3 separate regions of the Homo sapiens genome follow, and regions 2 and 3 are each linked to region 1. A link is a contact called in ENCODE Hi-C data. All regions are on one chromosome and are shown on one strand. The core of a region is the stretch at or near the end of the contact, and the rest is flanking DNA. Distances in the headings are between cores, read along the strand shown. Region 1 has its middle 18 kb from the start of P2RY8. Region 2 overlaps P2RY8 (P2Y receptor family member 8). Region 3 holds the start of AKAP17A (A-kinase anchoring protein 17A).

Evidence for each region. Hi-C counts contacts between places; a loop is a spot of excess contacts on that map. Pooled maps may share reads with other maps.
Region 2: a pooled map shows a loop between it and region 1 (1.8-fold over the local background). The contact joins two enhancer-like sites. A Hi-C loop is called at or near these places in 2 of 168 maps with a recorded cell type or tissue (B cell and naive thymus-derived CD4-positive, alpha-beta T cell) and 8 of 50 pooled maps.
Region 3: a map of CD8-positive, alpha-beta T cell shows a loop between it and region 1 (5-fold over the local background). The contact joins the promoter of AKAP17A here to the enhancer-like site in region 1. A Hi-C loop is called at or near these places in 5 of 168 maps with a recorded cell type or tissue (B cell, CD4-positive, alpha-beta memory T cell, CD8-positive, alpha-beta T cell and 2 more) and 9 of 50 pooled maps.

The regions. Positions count from the first base shown.
Region 1 is chrX:1,552,855-1,557,313 of GRCh38, reverse strand. No RefSeq gene overlaps it. Among named protein-coding and RNA genes, the nearest start is that of P2RY8, 18 kb to the right of the region's middle. Within about 2 kb of position 2,258, at least 7 of the 41 ENCODE cell types and tissues checked have a DNase peak (open chromatin) inside an H3K27ac peak, as active enhancers do; they include B cell and CD8-positive, alpha-beta T cell, where a contact is called at or near this core.
Region 2 is chrX:1,499,351-1,503,809 of GRCh38, reverse strand. The region is part of intron 1 of P2RY8 (P2Y receptor family member 8); the gene reads left to right. Among named protein-coding and RNA genes, the nearest start is that of P2RY8, 36 kb to the left of the region's middle. Within about 2 kb of position 2,514, at least 11 of the 41 ENCODE cell types and tissues checked have a DNase peak (open chromatin) inside an H3K27ac peak, as active enhancers do; they include B cell, where a contact is called at or near this core.
Region 3 is chrX:1,589,292-1,593,750 of GRCh38, reverse strand. AKAP17A (A-kinase anchoring protein 17A) reads right to left here and starts at 2,147. Exons shown (of 5, transcript NM_005088.3): 1 at 1,982-2,147; 2 at 1-307. The coding sequence starts at 288.

The sequences.
Region 1 (4,459 bases), core at 1,009-3,508:
CAAAAAACAAAAAAACAGCTAAAATGGAAAAGATGTTTGATCTAAGGACAAAAACAAACAAACAAACAAATAAAAAAACCATGCTCATTCCGACAGAATGAGTAAGCTGAGGAGATCTTTGGTACAACACAGTGACTATAATGAATAACATTGAATTGTGTATTAAAAATCTCGCAGACCGGGTGCGGTGGCTCACGCCTGTAATCCCAGCACTTTGGGAGGCCGAGGCGGGCAGATCACGAGGTCAGGAGATCGAGACCATCCTGGCTAACACAGTGAAACCCCGTCTCTACTAAAATAAAAGTACAAAAAATTAGCCAGGTGCTGTGGCAGATGCCTGTAGTCCCAGCTACTTGGGAGGCTGAGACAGGAGAATGGGATGAACCTGGGAGGCGGAGGTTGCAGTGAGCCGAGATCGCGCCACTACACTCCAGCCTGGGTGACAGAGCGAGATTCCATCTCAAAAAAAAAAAAAAAATCTCGAAGACAGTGGATGTTAAGTGTTCTCACCACAGACACACAAACACATCATGTCTGGCCAGGTGAGGTGGCTCACGCCTGGAATCCTAGCACTTTGGGAGGCCGAGGTGGGTGGATCACTTGAGGTCAGGAGTTCGAGACCAGACTGACCAACATGATAAAACCCCATCTCTATTAAAAATACAAAATTAGTTGGGCATGGTGGTGCACACCTATAATCCCAGCTACTTGGGAGGCTGAGGCAGGAGAATCGCTTGAATCCAGGAGATGGAGGTTGCAGTGAGGTTGTAGCTGGGACTACAGACATCCGCCACCACGCCCGGCTAATTTTTTGTATATTTAGTAGAGACGAAGTTTCACCTTAGCCAGGATGGTCTCAATCTCCTGACCGCGTGATCCACCCACCTTGGCATCCCAAAGTGCTGGGATTACAGGCGTGATGCCTGGCTTATTTTTTTAAAAAAAATCTTGTAGAGATGGGGTCTGGCTATATTGTGCAGGGTGGTCTCAAACTCCTGGGCTCAAACAGTTTTCCTACCTAAACCTTCTAAACTTCTGAGATTACAGATGTGAGCCACCATGCCCGACCATTTTTTTTTCTTTTGGTAAAATTCACAGAACATAAAATTAACCATTTTATTTTATTTATTTTATTTTATTTGAGACGGAGTCTCGCACTGTTGCCCAGGCGGGAGTGCAGTGGTGCGATCTCGGCTCTCTGCAACCTCCGCTTCCTAGGTTCACGCCATTCTCCTGCCTCAGCCTCCCGAGTAGCTGGGACTACAGGTGTGCCCCACCACGCATGGCTAATTTTTTGTATTTTTAGTAGAGACGGGGTTTCACCATGTTAGTCAGGGTGGTCTTGATCTCCTGACCTCGTGATCTGCCCGCCTCGGCCTCCCAAAGTGCTGGGATTACAGGCGTGAGCCACCGCGCCCGGCCAAAATTAACCATTTTGAAGAGTGTGATTCAGTGGCATTTACCACATTCAGAAGATTGCACAACGATCACTGCCAACATTCTCATCACCTAAAAGGACACTCTGTACCCATTAAGCATGAATTCCCAATCCTCACTCCCCAGCCCCTCACAACCACAAATCCACTTTCTATTTGTATGGATCTGCCTGTTCTGGACATTTCATAGAAATGGAATCCTACAAAGTGTGTCCTTCTGTGTCTGGCTTCTCTCACTGAGCATGATGTCCTAAGGTTCATCCATGCGGCAGCCTGCGTCAGAACCTCATTCCTTTTTCAAGGGTGCATAGTATCCCATTTTCATGGCTGCGTAGTGTTCCATTGCATGGCTGTGTAGTACTCCATTGCATGGATTTATCCTGCATATCCACTCCCGTGTGTGCATGGATATTTGAGTTGTTTCCACCTTTCGGCTATTGTGTGCTGCTATGCATATTCCTCAGTGGTTCTGCCTCTCGATAGATTTAATTTAAAAAGAAGAAACAACCATAAAGTGTTTTCCTCCTGAGTTGAAGGTCACAGACATGCTTCCCTTTTTTGACCCCTTCCTGACACTGGAGCATCATGTTCAAATCAAGACCCCAGAACTGAGATTATAAGGAAATGAAATTGGTAGCCTGGGCTTCCTGTAGCCAGTACTTTGGTGTTTTGTTTTGTTTTGTTTTCTTCAAGACTGTAGTGCCAACTTCTGCAGAAAAACAGCACCCCTAGATGAGGAGGGTCAGATAGGGTTCGCGATGCAGAAAGTTGGAGGGTGTGGTACTTCCTCTTCCCGTACCACCTTTGCAGTCAACAACAGACCTCCCCAGGGCTGCCAACAGCCAGAGAGACAACTGGGTTACTCAGGAAAGCCTCATGAGAAGTGAAAGGCGGTGGCTACACAGCCCCGGCAGAGTTTCACAGGGTTCCCGTGAAAGCCATCCTGAAGTATGTTTGCCAGGCACTGGGTCCCAGGACGGCCCGAGTGCCTGGGACTTTACGGCACAGATGAGAAACGGTGGCCGTCTCCATTCCCCCGTACACATTCTCTACGCACGGCATCTGGCCCTAAACGCCAACTCAAGAGGGCCCTGGTAGCATCAGCTTCAACCCTGACCCTCCCTGGACGTGGATGACTCTTTCCTTTCCCTCATTTGCTGGGGCTGGAACCTTCATATTTCAGGAGAGTGTCTTAGTTCGTATGTGTTGCTATCGTGAAATACCATAGGCTGGGGGCCTTCTCAACAGCAGGCATCTATGTCTCATGGTTCTGGAGGCTGGAAGTCCAAGGTTAAGGTGTGGCAGATTCAGTGTCTGGTGGTCTATGAACCAGTGGCTTCCTGATCTATAGACAGCGCCTTCTTGCTGTGTCTCACATGGTGTTGGAAGGGGTGAGGGAGCTCTCTGGGGTCCATTTTATTTTATTTTATTTTGTTGTTGTTTTTGTTTTTTGAGATGGAGTCTCGCTCTGTCACTGAGGCTGGAGTGCAGTGGCGCGATCTCAGCTCACTGCAACCTCCGCCTCCCGGGTTCAAGCGATTCTCCTGCCTCAGCCTCCCGAGGAGCTGGGATTACAGGTGCCCGCCACCATGCCCCGCTAATGTTTTTTGTATTTTTAGTAGAGATGGGGTTTCGCCATGTTGGCCAGGCTGCTCTCAAACTCCCGACCTTGTGATCCACCCACCTCAGCCTCCCAAAGTGCTGGGATGACAGGCGTGAGCGTCAGCCTCCCGAGGAGCTGGGATTGCAGGCACCCACCACCACTCCTGGCCCTGGCTAATTGTTGTATTTTTTTGTAGAGATGGGGTTTCACCATGTTGGCCAGGCTGCTGTGGAACTCCTGACCTCGTGATCCGCCCGCCTCGGCCTCCCAAAGTGCTGGGATGACAGGCGTGAGCCACCGCACCCGGCCTGGGGTCCCTTTTATAAGGGCACAAATCCTACTCATAACACTCCACCTGCATGACCTCATCACCTCCCAAAGTCCTCACCTCCAAATACCATTGCCTTGGGGACTGAGGATTTCATCATGGGAGTTGTGGCGGGTTACAAACCTTGAGTAAGTAAACATCTTTCACCCATTCCCTGGGGCTGGAAGTTTCATGTTTCAGGATGATGTCTTAGTCCGTTTGCGTTGCTATAGCAGAATACCATAGCCTCGGTGGCTTAGAAACAACAGACATTTGCCAGGCGCAGTGGCTCACGCCTGTCATCCCAGCACTTTGGGAGGTCGAGGCTGGCAGATCACGAGGTCAGGAGATCGAGACCATCCTGGCTAACACGGTGAAACCCCGTCTCTACTAAAAATAAAAAATACAAAAAATTAGCCGGGGATGGTGGCGGGCGCCTGTAGTCCCAGCTACTCAGGAGGCTGAGGCAGGAGAATGGCGTAAACCTGGAAGGCGGAGCTTGCAGTAAGCTGAGATCGTGCCACTGCACTCCAGCCTGGGCGACAGAGGAAGACTCTGTCTCAAAAAAAAAAAAAAGAAAACAGAAAGAAACAACAGAGATCTGTTGCTCACAGCTCTGGAGGCTGGAAGTCCAAGATCAAAGCATGCCACATTCAGCGTCTTACTGAGAACCCGCCTCCTGGTTCCTAGATGGTGCCTTCTCACCATGTCCTCACATGGTAGAAGGGGCGAGAAAGCTCTCTGGGGTCTGTTGTATGAGATCGCTGATCCCATGCATGATGCTCCATCTCCATGACCTCATCACCTGCCAAAGGTCCCATCTCCTGACACCATCACTTTGGGAGTGAGGATTTCAACATGGAAATTTTAGGAGGATACCAACATTCACACAGGAGCAGATAGGAAGCAGACCCTCTCTCCACTGGAAAGACCCCAAGTGGATGAGTCTTAGGATTTCAGATGAGCAAGGCTGTGCTGGTGGCTCTCTGGCCACCCGGTCATGCTGAAGTTGTCTGTGGCAACCAGATCAGCCTACACCATGTGAATAGTGAAGAACCAAATTCTCTGTTCCTGAGACTGGATGTGAAAGGAAGTCCCTGGACTTGTGTGAGT
Region 2 (4,459 bases), core at 1,265-3,764, 54 kb after region 1:
GATTCTCCTGCCTCAGCCTCCTGATTAGCTGGGACTACAGGTGCCTGCCACCATGCCCAGCTAATTTTTGTATTTTTAGCAGAGACGGGGTTTTGCCACATTGGCCAGGCTGTTCTCGAACTCCTGACCTCAGATGATCCACCCGCCTCGGCCTCCCAAAGTGCTGGGATTACAGGTGTGAGCCACCACACCTGGCTAATTTTTGTATTTTTAGTAGAGACGGGGTTTACCACGTTGGCCAGGCTGGTCTCGAACTCCTGACCTCAGGTGATCTGCTCGCCCTGGCCTCCCGAAGTGCTGGGATGACAGGTGTGAACCACTACGCCCAGCTGGCAGTTGTATTTTAAGTAACAAAGCTCGTGGCATGTCAGAAAGTGCCTGCATCTTTCAAACTTGTTCAGTAGTAACATTAAAATTATTTTAGGGGTGCAGAGACAAAGCCATTTCTGTGAGTCCCCTGAGGCTGACACAAAAAATGCCACAAACTGGGGAGTTCGACAACAGGAATTTACTTTCTTACAGTTCCGGGGGCCAGAAGTCTGAGATCAAAATGTCTCAGGTCCGTGCTCCCTCAAGGAGCTCTAGGGGAGGGTCCTTCCTGTCTCTCCCAGCTCCTGGGGGCTCCAGGCATCCCTGGGCTTGTGGCCGCGTCATTCCAGGCTCTGTCTCCGTCTCCACGTGGCCTTCTCCTCTGTGTCTGCGTCTCCTCTTCTGTCTTTTACCAGGGCACCTGTCATTGGATTTAGGGCCCAGCCTAATCCAGGAGTATCTCATCTTGAGATCCTTAACTCATTAAATCTGCAAAGTTCTTATTTCCAAATAAGGTCTCATTCCAGGTTCTGGGCTCTAGGATATGGACATATCTTTCCAGGATCCGCTGTTCAACCCATTACAATTGGATCCAGTTCCCTCCGGAGGCTCCTTCCTGTCTCTCCCAGCTCCTGGGGGCTCCAGGCATCCCTGGGCTTGTGGCCGCGTCATTCCAGGCTCTGTCTCCGTCTCCACGTGGCCTTCTCCTCTGTGTCTGTGTCTCCTCTCCTGTCTCTTAGAAGGACACCTGTCATTGCATTTAAGGCCCACCCAGACAATGCAGGATTATTTTCTCTCAAGATCCACAACGGAATGAATCTGCAAAGACCCTCTTTTCCAAATGAAACCCCCTCCCCAAATAGCAGGGCTCAGGACACGGACATATCTCTGGGGGCCACCATCCAACCCAGCATGGGAGGCCCTCGATCTGGGTTTGCAGGTGGGGAAGGCTGCTGAGAGTAGGGACAGGGGCGGCTCACGTGGCAGCCAGCACAGGGGCTCTTCGGCAAAGCGTGTTGCCGGGAGGCAAACAGGGTCCCCAGAGAGTCAGTAGAAAGAGGAACCTGGCTCGCAGCGGGGTCCTGTCCCTGGCTGAGTGTCACCAACACTCACTCTGTGTTCGAAGTGGGGGAGGGAGGGGAGGAGGTTTGCCACCCCCACCCCTGCCCCCCGGGAGGACATGACCAAAACAGAGATAAGCAAATCCATGTTCTTGCTCGTGTATCTTCAGTGATGTGGTCCCACTCCTCATAAACCTAGACAGGACTTTATTTCCAAATAGAAAAATGAGGCCAGGCGTGGTGGCTCACGTCTGTCATCCCAGCACTTTGAGAGGCCGAGGTGGGTGGATCACCTGAGGTCAGGAGTTCAAGACCAGCCTGGCCACCACAGTAAAACCCTGTGTCTACTAATAATACAAAAATGAGCTGGATGTGGTGGCACACGCCTGTAGTTCCAGATATTCAAGAGGCCGAGGCAGGACAATCGTTTGAACCCGGGAGGCGGAGGTTGCAGTGAGGCAAGATCACAGCGCTGCACTCCAATCTGGGTGACAGAGCGAGATTTCGTCTCAAAAAATAATAATAATAATCAATAAAAATGAAAACTCGCCGGGCGTGGTGGCTCATGCCTGTAATCCCAGCACTTTGGGAGGCCGAGACAGGCAGATCACAAGGTCCAGATATCGAGACCATCCTGGCTAACACGGTGAAACCCCATCTCTACTAAAAATACAAAAAATTAGCCGGGCGTGGTGGTGCGCGCCTGTAATCCCAGCTACTCGGGAGGCTGAGGCAGGAGAATCACTTGAACCCGGGAGATGGAGGTTGCAGTGAGCCAAGATCGCACCACTGCACTCCAGCCTGGGCAACAGAGTGAAACTTTGTCTCAAATAATAATAATAATAAAAAATAAAAATGAAAACTAAGACGGGGCAATATAGTGAGACCCCTATGTCTACAAAAATAAATAATTAGCCAGCCATGGTGGTGAGCACCTGTGGTCCCAGCTGCTCAGGAGGCTGAGGTGGGAGGATCGGTTCAGGCCAGGAAGTTGAGGTTGCAGTGAGCTATATAATGTCACCATGGCACTCTAGCCTGGGGCAACAGAGCAAGACCTTATGTCTCCATAAATAAATACAGAAAAACGAAAGTGAAAATGAAAACGCATCAGAAAGTCAAACACAGGCCAAAAGTCTGCAAAGCACCGTCACAGGGATGCACAGAGTGCTTCCAGGGGTCTGATATTTACGTCCCTTGAAGTCGGACCGAAAACATTCAGATGTAAGCCTGGACATGGTATCTGAGAAGACACAGCCACCTCCTTCCAAGACGTAGTTCACAAGAGGGCCCTGGGACTCTCCGGCCAGCTCTGTGAGCTTTGGAAGATGGGCGTAGAGTCTGTCACAGGAAGGAAGGCTGGATAGCAGCCCTGTGGTAAAGTTAAAAGGTCAGGCTTAAAAATCCCCACCTCTCCCAGGACAGAACCGAGAGATTCAGGCCACCCTGGGCCAGACAGGCGGCCCCAGCTGCTTGGCCTGGAAAACCACCCAGGGGATTGTAATGGGTCATTTCCCTCTGGCGGGGAGGTTGTGTCTCCCAGAACCTCGGAGCCTGGGTGCTGCTGGGGGCTTTCCTGGTTTTAGCACACCCAAAATCCTATGTCCACGGCAGCCCATTGGTCGTCACAAACAGGGCTGGGGGTGGCGGCGGCTCAGAGCAATGGGCCTCTGTTGACTTCTAAAGAATTAACGTGGCCGGGCGCAGGGCCTCTCGCCTGTAATCCCAAGACTTTGGGAGGGCTAGGTTGGAGGATCACCTGGGGTCAGGAGTTCGAGACCAGCCTGGCCAACATTTAGTAGAAACCCCGTCTCTACCAAAAATACAAAAATTAGCTGGGTGTGGTGGCGTGTACCTGGAATCCCAGCTACTCGGGAGGCTGAGGCAGGAGAATCACTTGAACTCGGGAGGCGGAGGTTGCAGTGAGCCGAGATCACACCACTGCACTCCAGCCTAGATGACAGAGTGAGACTCCGTCTCAAAAAACAAAAAAAAAAATTAGCTGGGCATGGTGGTGCACGCCTGTAGTCCCAGCTACTTGAGAAGCTGAGGTGGGAGGATCACTAGAACCCAGGAGTTCAAGGCTGCTGTGAGCCATGATTGTGCCAATGCACTCCAGCCTGGGCAACAGAGTGAGACCCTACCTCAAAATAAGTACATAAATAAGAGAATAAGAAAACAATTACATTAACAATAACACCAAAAAGAATAAAACAGTTAGAAATTAATCATGAAAGTAGATTTGTACACCGAAAACTAAAAAAAAACATTAAAAAACAACAACAGGCCGGGCGCGGTGGCTCACGCCTGTCATCCCAGCACTTTGGGAGGCCGAGGCAGGCGGATCATGAGGTCAGGAGATCGAGACCATCCTGGCTAACACGGTGAAACCCCGTCTCTACTAAAAATACAAAAAATTAGCTGGGCATGGTGGTACACGCCTGTAGTCCCAGCTACTCGGGAGGCTGAGGCAGGAGAATGGCGGGAACCCGGGAGGCGGAGCTTGCAGTGAGCTGAGATCACACCACTGCACTCCAGCCTGGGCCACAGAGCGAGACTCCGTCTCAAAAAGAAAAACAAAACAAAACAAAACAAAACAAAAAAACAGATTCAAAAAATTAGAGATATAAATAAATAGAAAGACATCCCAGGTTGCCTCTTGTCTTGTTCCCAAGTTACTTACGGCTCTGTTTTGGGGAAATCATTTAGAAAGTTTTGGTCAGGTTGTTTGAATGTAGTATTTTAAATTATAGGGTTTTTTTGTTTTGTTTTGTTTTTATTTCTTTTTTTTCCTTATTAATACGTTTCACCTAATGACACATTTCCCATAAGTTATAGTTTTAATATACGCAGTAAATACATAGTACGTGAAACATTGCATTAAAGTTTGGGCGTAAGAGGCGATCTGGTGATAGTTTGCAGGAACATAACCAGTAGGTGTGGCAAGCATTACCTCATGCGTAAGAAAAGGCCAGGGCCACCAGGCATGGTGGTTCACGTCTGTAATCCCAGCATTTTGGGGGCCAAGGCAGGAGGATCACCTGAGGTCAGGAGTTCGAGATCAGCCTGGCCAACATGGTGAAACCCCGTCT
Region 3 (4,459 bases), core at 898-3,397, 37 kb before region 1:
CAGGCAGGCCAGAAAAGACTTGACCAGGCTCTTGTTCTCCACCTCCCCCTCGAAGCGGATGAAGTCCATGGTGCTCTTGGAAATACGCAGCGTGGAGAACTGGTGGTTCTGCACCATGCCCTTCAGCCTCTCCATCACCTCCCAGTTGGAGATGGACTTCCCCGGCTGCTTCAGCTGCGGGAGTGCCACGCTGATGGTCATCTTGGTGATGGGCTTCAGGTACAAGCCGTAAGCAGGGCAGAGCTCCACGGCCTCAGACGTGTCGTGCACGATGGTAGCCGCTGCCATAGCCTCCGGGACCTTGGGCCTGAAACATAAGACGCAGACAGTCAGCACCAGCACCCCCCACCTCCCCCGCCAATGAGGAGGGGCCAAGCCAGCAGGCACTTTCTGGACCCGGAGAAGAGAAACAGCAGTGTCTCTCTGCCGTGTCAGAGACCGGTTTCCACTTTGTTAACAGCCATCTCAACGGAGTTCTTTACTTTTTGAAATCATTAAGAGTACACCAAAGGGGAAAGAGCCGAGCTGATAAAGAACAGGTTAGTGTCAAAGCCTCGGTCAGCACTGCCCGACACCCTACATCCAGCAGCCAGCAGCTCCCAAGGCCTGCAGAATAGGAAGCTGAGCACGACCAGGCCCCTCACACAGGTCAAGTAGGAACGGGGACGCTACAAACGCCTAGCTCCACGGGAAGGGGCAGAGAGACACTGGGGAAGGGAAGGGGCCAGGGAGAGCACAGCTGCAGGCATCTGGAAAGGTTTTGTGGAGGGGGCGGCGGCCCTGTACTTGCCCTGATAAAACAGGAAGTCTCGGGCTGCAACAACAATCCAGAACCATGAACCCTAGTAATCTCCACGAAGGCCAAACGTATCCCAGCTTTAACCCACTCAAAGCCAAAAAGTACAACGAACTTTCCACAAGTTAGGGGCCGGAGTCCCCCGTCTGCGCCTTCTTTCTCCGCCCACCTTCATTAACCCACCTCTTCCCTGCTGAGCTGACGGGCAGCCACTTCCTGACGGCCAAGTCCAAGTAGAGGAAGCTTCACTCGCAGAAACCCAACCATCTCAGGTGACCGCCTCCGGCCCGGCCGCCCACCCCATCAACCTGGAGGCTTCCTGCCAGGCCCAGGAGACGGCCTCCTCGCCCAAGCCCGAGGTGGGAGGTGCGAAAGAAGGGAGGGAGGGTGGAGAAGCGACCAGAAAAGGTCAGTGGGGCACCAGGGAGGGGCTCCAGTCTGGACAGAGACCAGTGAACCCTCCCCCAGAACCCAAGCGGCCCCAGCAACTTCACCACCGAGGAACCCTCCCCACTCTGGCCTCCAGCGCCCTCCGACCACCCCGGTACACCTGGCTGCCCAATCCCCAGTACGCGGCATTGCCCCTGGTATTCCCACCTACCGCAGCCCCCCAGCATGGCCTCAGGCTGCCGCTGGCACCCCTGGCAGGGCCCCACACATTCTCAGGCCCTTGGCCACTCGGTACCCTCAGCTCCTCAGTTCCCCGCTCCCCACCACCCTCCTGGATGAGCCCCAATACCCCAACCTACACAGCACCGCCCCAGCCTCCGAAAACCCCGGACAGCCCCTTGCTTCCCACTGTAGACCTAGGAGCGACCGCAGCGCCACGTCCCCTAGTCCCAGGCCTCCTAGTCTCCCGCCCATCCGATCCCCCGAGCTCCCAGCCCTCCGACACCGCTCCAGGCCTCAGCTCCTTCGGTGCAGTCCCAGGAACCGCTCCAGCCCCTACCCCTACTTCCAGGGACCCCCGGACCCCGACCGCAGACCTCCCCAGCCCCCGATTCCCCCGTACAGTTTCAGGCGCTCCCAGCCCCCCGGTGGCACCCCACGCCCCCCAACCCCAGCCCCGTCACCTCCGAGGCCCCTAGGCGCCGCCTCCCAAGCCCCGGCCCCCCGGGCCCGGCCCTAGGAGCGAAGCGTTCGCCGGCTGCAGCCAGGCCCGGGAGGCACGGGGGCGGCACTCACCTGCGCGGGGCTCCGCCTGCGTCCCAGGCCGCCGCCGCCGCTGGCCCAAGCTCCCGCCGTCCCTCGACGATCCCCGGACAGGCGCGGCCTCACCGCCGGGAGCCGCCACCGTCCCCCGGAGGCGCCTCCGACGCCGCCACCGCCGTCGCCGCCCGCCCTCTATGACGCATTTCCACTTCCGGCGCGCGGGCTCGCGGAAGAGGCCGCGCGGCAGCACCGGGTTTCTCCTTCTTGCCCTGGCTCCGCCCCCGGGAGGAGGGACTTCCGGGAGCCCGACCTTTTGCACTGCGCGTGCGCGAGTCCGCCCCGCCCCCATGGTGCCACCTGCCTGCGGGTAACCAGGGGAGGTACTTGGGCCAGGGTCTGTGGTCATAGCCCTTAAGCCAAACAGGAGGGGGGCCGGTGTGGGGTCTAAATTCCAATTGTAGAGTCAAATATATATAACAAAATTCTAAAATGTAATAGGATCCTATAACGGGATTCTATACTATACTTGCAAATTATGGGTAATATACTTGAATAATATAATTTATGTATAAATTAGATATCATATTCTATGACGTAATTATAGAATTACATATAAATTGCTAGTTAATTAACTATTAATTGAATGGTTAATAATTATTAATTGTATATTAATAATTATTAACGCATACCATTACATAATGTAATTATGAAATAATAAATGATAACTTACAATGGTATTATGAAATTAATAATAATTTATATTGCAATTATGAAATAAATGATCATTTCTAATTATAAGATAATTTATAATGTAATTATGAAATAAATATAATGTAATTTAAAAATAAATGATAATCTAATGTAATTATGAAGCAAATGCTATTGTATAATATAATCATAATTTATAATGTAATTTTGGAATAATAAATGATAATCTATAGTGTAATTATGAAATAAATGAAAATATATAATGTAATTCTGAAATGATCATTTATAATGTAATTATGAAATAATAAATGACAATTTATAATGTGATTACAAAATAATAAATGAGGCCAGGTGCGGTGGCTCACGTCTGTAATGCCAGCACTTTGGAGGGCCAAGGCGGGCAGATCACAAGGTCAGGAGTTCAAGACCAGCCTGGGGCCGGGCCCGGTGGCTCATGCCTGTAATCCCAGCACTTTGGGAGGCCGAGATGTGCGGATGATGAGGTCAGGAGATCGAGACCATCCTGGCTAACACGATGAAACCCCGTCTTTACTAAAATACAAAAAATAATCAGCCGGGCGTGGTGGTGGGCACCTGTAGTCCCAGCTACCAGCTACTCGGGAGGCTGTGGCAGGAGAATGGCGTGAACCTGGGAGGTGGGGCTTGCAGTGAGACCGTGCCACTGCACTCCAGCCTGGTTGACAGAGCGAGACTCCATGTCAAAACAAAACAAAAAAAAGACCAGCCTGGCCAGCATGGTGAAACCCCGTCTCTACTAAAAAGACAAAAAACTAGCCGGGTGTGGAGGTGGTTGCCTATAGTCCCAGCTACTCAGGAGGCTGAGGCAGGCCCGAGAATCACTTGAACCCAGGAGGCAGAGGTTGCAGTGAGCGAAGATGGCGCCACTGCACTCCATCCTGGGCAACAGAGCGAGACTCTGTCTCCAATAAATAAATAAATAAGTAATGATAATTTATAATGCATTATTCATTTTTTATTATAATTTATTGTTTATTAAGTATGCCATGCTCTATGTGAGAGGTACGTGCTTCTGACGTCCCAAATATGTCACAAGTCCCCAAACTGGATATCCAGGGTCAGATAATCAGAACAGAAATCTTGCATTGCTCAACATCAGCTATCAACAAAGGAGAAAGCCAACACACCAGGGGCCTGAGGAAGACGGAACATTCTGTGAACCCAGGCAGGCTTCAGAGGGGCCGGGCTGTGTAAGAGGGTTGCTATGCCTTCCATGTTTCTGTCCTTCCAAAACTCAAGTTCAAACTCAGTTCCCACTGCAAGAGTATTAGAGGTGGTGCTTTTAGGAGGTGGTTAGGTCATGAGTGGGATTTGTGCTCTTAGAAGACAGGCCCCAGAGAGCTCTCTCACCCCTTCCACCATGTGAGGACACAGCCAGAAGGAACCACCTGTGAACCAGCAAGCGGGTCCTCACTAGACACTGAACCTCCCACTCATTGATCTTGGACTCTCAGCCTCCAGAACCGTGAGACATAAAAGTCTGTGATTTAGGCCGGGTACAGTGGCTCATGCCTGTAATCCCAGCACTTTGGGAAGCCGAGGCGGGTGGATCACCTGAGGTCAGGAGTTTGAGACAATTGTGGCCAACATGGTGAAACCCTGTCTTTACTAAAAATACAAAAATTAGCTGGGCGTGGTGGTGCGCACCTGTAATCCCAGCTATTCAGGAGGCTGAGGCAGGAGAATTGCTTGAACCCGGGAGGTGGAGGTCGCAATGAGCCAAGATTGCGCCATTGCACTCCAGCCTGGATGACAAGAGGAAGA